2 separate regions of the Homo sapiens genome follow, and region 1 is linked to region 2. A link is an interaction called in ENCODE POLR2A ChIA-PET data of the cell type or tissue named here. Cell type or tissue: PC-9. All regions are shown on one strand. Links, peaks and the distances in the headings refer to the core of each region. The heading gives the core; the rest is flanking DNA. Region 1 has its middle 100 kb from the start of FAM53A. Region 2 overlaps FAM53A (family with sequence similarity 53 member A).

Evidence for each region. ChIA-PET counts read pairs that join two places held together with the same protein. Peaks named below come from ENCODE experiments on the same cell type or tissue, not always from the same donor. Only the 100,000 strongest peaks of a DNase experiment are listed, where the experiment ranks them.
Region 1: POLR2A ChIA-PET joins it to region 2 with 21 read pairs; 2 of 35 experiments call an interaction of 5 or more read pairs at or near these places.

The regions. Positions count from the first base shown.
Region 1 is chr4:1,580,098-1,582,990 of GRCh38, forward strand. It overlaps a transcript of FAM53A not described here. Among named protein-coding and RNA genes, the nearest start is that of FAM53A, 100 kb to the right of the region's middle. RefSeq lists silencers at 242-301, 482-691, 1,065-1,291, 1,108-1,267. In PC-9, for the core only: no CTCF peak of the experiment used is centred there; DNase peaks (open chromatin) are centred at 584 and 1,214; H3K4me3 peaks cover 313 bases.
Region 2 is chr4:1,641,743-1,644,635 of GRCh38, forward strand. All of the region lies in intron 4 of FAM53A (family with sequence similarity 53 member A), which reads right to left. Among named protein-coding and RNA genes, the nearest start is that of FAM53A, 41 kb to the right of the region's middle. In PC-9, for the core only: no CTCF peak of the experiment used is centred there; no DNase peak of the experiment used is centred there; H3K27me3 peaks cover 209 bases.

The DNA.
Region 1 (2,893 bases), core at 214-2,713, 62 kb before region 2:
AGTACTTTCACATTTGTTGATAGATTTTTAAATTAAACTTTAAATTGTAATCTAAATTACCTCCAACAATTCATGGTCCCTGTAATGAACTCCCACCGTTCCCGCTGTCATCCGTCGATGATGGAGTGCGAGCCGGGAGCTGCAGCCCCGCGGCCGCCGAACCAACCGCGGAGGCCAGGCAGCCTCGCCCCAGGGACCCCGCCCACGGCGCCCTACACCGGCGGCCAGTCAGGGAGGCCAACGCCGCGAGACGGAAGCAGCCATACCCCGCGGGCCACCAGTGTGGCCAGAAAAGATCTGCAGGGATGTGAGGGCAGCTCAGAGCTGAGATCTAAGGCTGGGGCAGAACCGGACGGCGCAACAAGCTAGGGAGAAAGCATCCCCGGCGCGGGGTGCACGGAGCCCCAGACCCCACCCGCCTCCCGCCCGGACCCCGCCTCCACTCAGGGAGCCGGGCCCCACCTCCCGCCCTAGGCCCCGCCTCCTACCTCGGGCCCCACCTCCCGCCTAGGCCCTGCCTCCTGCCCAGGCCCTGCCCCCAACTCAGGGCCCCGCCTCCCGCCCAGGCCACGCCTCCCACTGAGGACCCTGCCTCCCGCTCAGGGACCCGCCTCCTGCCCGAGCCCTCCCTCCCTCCCAGGTCCTGCCTCCCGTCCAGGTCCCCGCCTCCCACTCAAGGCCCCGCCTCCCACCCAGGCCCCGCCTCCCACTCAAGGCCCCGCCTCCCACCCAGGTCCCCCCCTCTAACCTGGGCCACGGCTCCCACTCAGGGCCCCGCCTCCCACCCAGGCACCGCCTCTCACCCAGGCCCCGCCTCCACTCAGGGCCCCGCCTCCCACCCAGGCCCCCCCTCTAACCTGGGCCACGGCTCCCACTCAGGGCCCCGCCTCCCACCCAGGCACCGCCTCTCACCCAGGCCCCGCCTCCACTCAGGGCCCCGCCTCCCACCCAGGCCCCCCCTCTAACCTGGGCCACGGCTCCCACTCAGGGCCCCGCCTCCCACCCAGGCACCGCCTCTCACCCAGGCCCCGCCTCCACTCAGGGCCCCGCCTCCCACCCAGGCCCCCCCTCTAACCTGGGCCACGGCTCCCACTCAGGGCCCCGCCTCCCACCCAGGCACCGCCTCTCACCCAGGTCCCGCCTCCACTCAGGGCCCCGCTTCCCACTCAGAGCCCCACCTCTGCTCAGGGCCCCGCCTGCGGCCCAGGCCCCGCCCCTCACCCTGGCCTCGCCTCCTGTGGTCTTGCATGCCACAGTTGCTCAGACCAGACTTTCATCATAATGTCCCCTCCCTTACAGAAGTAGAAGTTAAAGACAAAACCAATTTTGAGTTTCCAATTTTCTCCAAATGTTCTAGAAATCGGTCATTTTCTTAAATATTTAACTGTTACCTGAATTTTCTCTTCCTCGTGGTCCTGCATATCTGGAATATTACTGGCAAAACCCAATTAGACTTTTAAGACATGTATGTGTTTCTAAGCAGGCCAAATATCTTTTTTTGTTTTGTTTTGTTTTTAAGACAGAGCTTTGCTCTTGTCGCCCAGGCTGGAGTGCAATGGGGCAGTCTTGGCTCACTGCGACCTCTGCCTCTGGGTTCAAGCAATTCTCCTGCCCAGGCTCCCAAGTAACTGGGATTACAGGCACCCGCCACCATACCCAGCTAATTTTTATATTTTTAGTAGAGACAGGGTTTCTCCATGTTGCCCTGGCTGGTCTCGAACTCCTGACCTCAGGTGATCTGCCCTCCTCATCCTCCCAAAGTGCTGGGATTACAGGCTTGAGCCACCATGCCCAGCATTTTTTTTTTTTGATATAGGGTCTTGCTCTGTCATCTGGGTGTGAGTGCAGTGGTGTGATCACAGCTCACTGCAGCCTCCTCCAACTCCTGAGCTCAAGTGATCCTCCTGCCTTGGCCTCCCAAAGTGCTGGGATTACAGGTGTGAGCCATCACTCCCCACCCAAAATTTCTTTACATCAGCCACACAGAGCTCCTTGACTACTTGAAGGCAGCACATGGCAAACAGCCGAACCTTGTCAGCAATCCAAGAAATGAGCTTTAGGACAGCAAGGAGACGCCATTCTCATGTCACGTTTCAGCGTTTACTACTGATATGATAAGAAGGGTCCCTGCCGTGGGGGCAGTGTGGCAGGGCAGATGCTCTGTGACCTATACTCCAGCCAGGCCACGGCCATCAGGGCATGCTGCCTAGCAGGGCTGGACAGAGTCCACGGCGTTCCTCCTGGACCCAGCTGAACGACACTCCCCTCCCTGCCACGGACGTCACCACCACCCCGCGGGGAAAGACCAGAAGGGCAGGGAGTGAGCCAGTGCCATGTATGCCACCTACACAGACCCAAGAGAGAGTGGACGGGAGGCCCTGCACCCTGCACCCAGGCTGGGAAGACCAGGAGGAGGCTGGCGGCCCTGGCTGAGACCCCATTTGGAGGCTGACCTTGGCCTCAGAGAGCCACCCAGCCCGAGATCAGTCCTCTCCCGCCTGCGATCTCAGCACTTTGGGAGGCCGAGGCGGGAGGAGCTCTTGAGCCCAGGAGTTCAAGACCAGCCTGGGCAAAATGGTGAGACCCCATCTCTACAAAAACAAAAATTAGCCAGGTGTGTGGTGGCGCACATCTGTAGTCCTAGCTACTAGAGAGGGTGAGACAGGAGGATCACTGGAGCCCAGGAGGTCGAGTCTGCCATGAACTATGTTCCCCACTGCACTCCAACATGGGCAACAGAGTGAGACCCTGTCTCAACTAAAGCAAAACAAAAAATAGCTACATATATAGGCAGGATCCAGAGAAAAACCTTGGGATTGGATTTCTAGGTCCCAGATGAAGGGATCAGCCTGGATGAGCAAGAATGCATTGATTTGACGACTCTTTCTTGGTC
Region 2 (2,893 bases), core at 305-2,804:
CCCTGTACACCAGCCACAGCTCTCAGAGCCCCTTTCTCAGACCCTGCCCATGCCCGCCCCAGCCCAACCAGCTGGCCCCTCAGCTCTCCTCAGCCCCCGCCCAGCTGGTGTGGGCAGAGACGCACAGCCTGGCCCTGCCCAGACCCAACGGACCAGGTTGGTGGGCACCTGACACCTAAGCAAGCCCCAAGATGCCCAGGGCTCACAGGTGACAGCCTTATCCCAGTCTTGTCCTTGGCAGGTGGCCTGTCCAGAGAGGGTGCCTTGTGCCTCCACTTCTGACAACAGCCCCACCCAGGGCCGCTCTCAGCAAGCACCTCACAGCCACCTCTGAGGCCCTGTGGTGGCTCTGTCTCTCCTCCACCTGCCCCCATAAGGCCCCTGGAACCCCACCTCGTCGGTGTCCTCAGGGGCCCACCAGACGCAGCTCCCACCTTCTCTGTCCTTGCACCTCCTCCCCTAATAGTTACTCTAATAGAAACACATGCAAATCCTTCTCATCTCAAAATACGTGCGACAAACAGGTGCACACACAGGGGTCTCCCCTGGGCAAGGCCCGCCCTCATCCCAGGCGAGTAGCTTCCAGTACCCCCATGCCACGCCCAGGCCTGTCCACAGCAGGTCCCTGAGTGCCAGGCTCCGGCCCTCCCTCTGCCCTCCGGAGGTGCCGCCACCACCCCCTTCTCACTCTGCCCCCCGGCTATATCTCACTCAGTAGCCTCCCTTCCCAAGGCCTGTTAGGAATAGGGGGTCCCCCCAGGCTGCACCCCCCAACCAGAGCACTCTGAGCTGCAAACAGTCTCCATCCACCCAGGCGTGCTCTCTTGGGCGTCTCCAGGGCCCTGAGACCCAGCAGGTGTGTCCAGCTGGGGCACGAGTCCATGGCCACGACCAGGGCACCAGCCCCTCAGCACTCCCGGGCCCCCACCCCCCGCCACCTCCCAGTCCTTGCCTCAAGTCCCCCGTCTGTGGTGCCCAGCGCCGTCCATGCCACTCGTCCACTGCCACTGGGAGCAGCCTTCCTACCCAGCCCCACCTGCCGGGTCACCTCCAGGCCTCCTCAGGGTCAAGGCTCCCCTCCTCGACCACACCACGCTGGCTTCAGACGCCTCACCTCGTGGCTCAGGCTTGTGAGGGCACGTGGGTGCCACTGGCCACGCCTGCAGGGCACAGGGGCGCCATGATGCCGATGACAAGGCCACACTGACACAGCACCCTCGGCCACCTAAAGTTATGACCTAGAGCACAAGCTCACCAATTCCACAGGACCCAAGAAACTCCCCAAATCACCTTCGTCCAGAGCAAGGAAACACCCCACAGACGGGAACCTCAAACACTTCCTGGAAACACTTCCAGCGACTGATTTTTATAAAAGCACATGGCCCTCGGGGACAGAGCTCCTTTTTTCTAAGGATATTATTGGGCTCTAAAAGACAAATTGACGCCAGGCATGGTGGCTCACACCTGTAATCCCAGCACTTTGGGAGGCCGGGGCGGGCGGATCACGAGGTCAGGAGATCAAGACCATCCTGGCTAACACGGTGAAGCCCCGTCTCTACTAAAAATACAAAAAATTAACCAGGCGTGGTGGCGGGCGCCTGTAGTCCCAGCTACTCGGGAGGCTGAGGCAGGAGAATGGCGTGAACCCGGGAGGCGGAGCTTGCAGTGAGCCGAGATTGGGCCACTGCACTCCAGCCTGGGAGACAGAGTGAGACTCTGTCTCAAAAAAATAAATAAATAGACAAAAGACGAATTGACATATTTTCTGTCTTTGTGGTTCTACTATAAAAAGTGAATCACTGAGAAGTAAAATTCTAAAGAATAATTTTTTTTTTTTTTTTTGAGACAGGGTCTTGCTCTGTTTCCCAGGCTGGAGTGCAGAGGTGCAATCATAGCTCACTGCAGCCTCGACCTCCCGGGCTCAAGCAATTCTCCCACCTCAGCCTCTCAAGTGGCTGAGACAACAGGTACATACCATCATGCCGGTCTAATTTTTGTATTTTCTGTAGCGATGGGGTCTCGCTTTGTTGACCAGGCTGGTCTCAAACTCCTGGGCTCAAACAATCCTCCCGCCTCAGCCTCCCAAAGTGCTGGGATTACAAGCATGAGCCACCACGCCCAGCCCCACTCAAATCTTTAAAGATACAACTGGCCACATGTTTTGGTCACAAAATAGGGATGCATAACTTATTTTTCATTCAAATCAAAGTGAATTTGCCCATGGACATCACTTGTCCGTACAAGCCCCAGGCCCGGCATGAGGATGTGGCTGGTCTGCTGGGCCCCTGCTGGATGGCGTGGAGGTCCGGGTCTCACCAGCTCGGTCTGGTGTCACCCGTGACCTTGCAGACTCTGGCTGCCGTGCTGCCCACACAGGATGGCCTCCAATCCACAGCACCACCAGGCTGCACTACACACGCACCGGGGTGGCGGGGACGCTACGCACCTTCAGGGGCCAGGTTTCCTTCCATTTCAAACCACGGCGTTTTGTTTTCATTCAGAGTCGACCCTCTGGACTGACTGCTCGGACCCGACAGATGCTGTAAGCTCACGCCGAGGCCTCGGACGCGGGACTCGCACTCGCGGGCACAGCTGTGCGGCTAGAGCGTGAAAACAGCAGGCTCTGAACGCCTCTGGACGACACAGTCGGTGCAGGAGAAAAAACTTCTGCCCACAGACACGGCAGCTGTACAGCTCAGCGCCCAACAGCGCTAGCGAAGGCCACACGGAACTGAAGGGGCCACCCACGCTGTAGAGACGGTGGAAACCGAGGCCCACGGGGCCGATGCTGGCCTGGACTGCGCCACCCATCCGCCTCGCGCCCCCTGTCCCTGGGCGCCAGCCCCGGGGCTCCGTCCCAGCTCCTGCTACCATCACTCTGGTTGGATGGTCA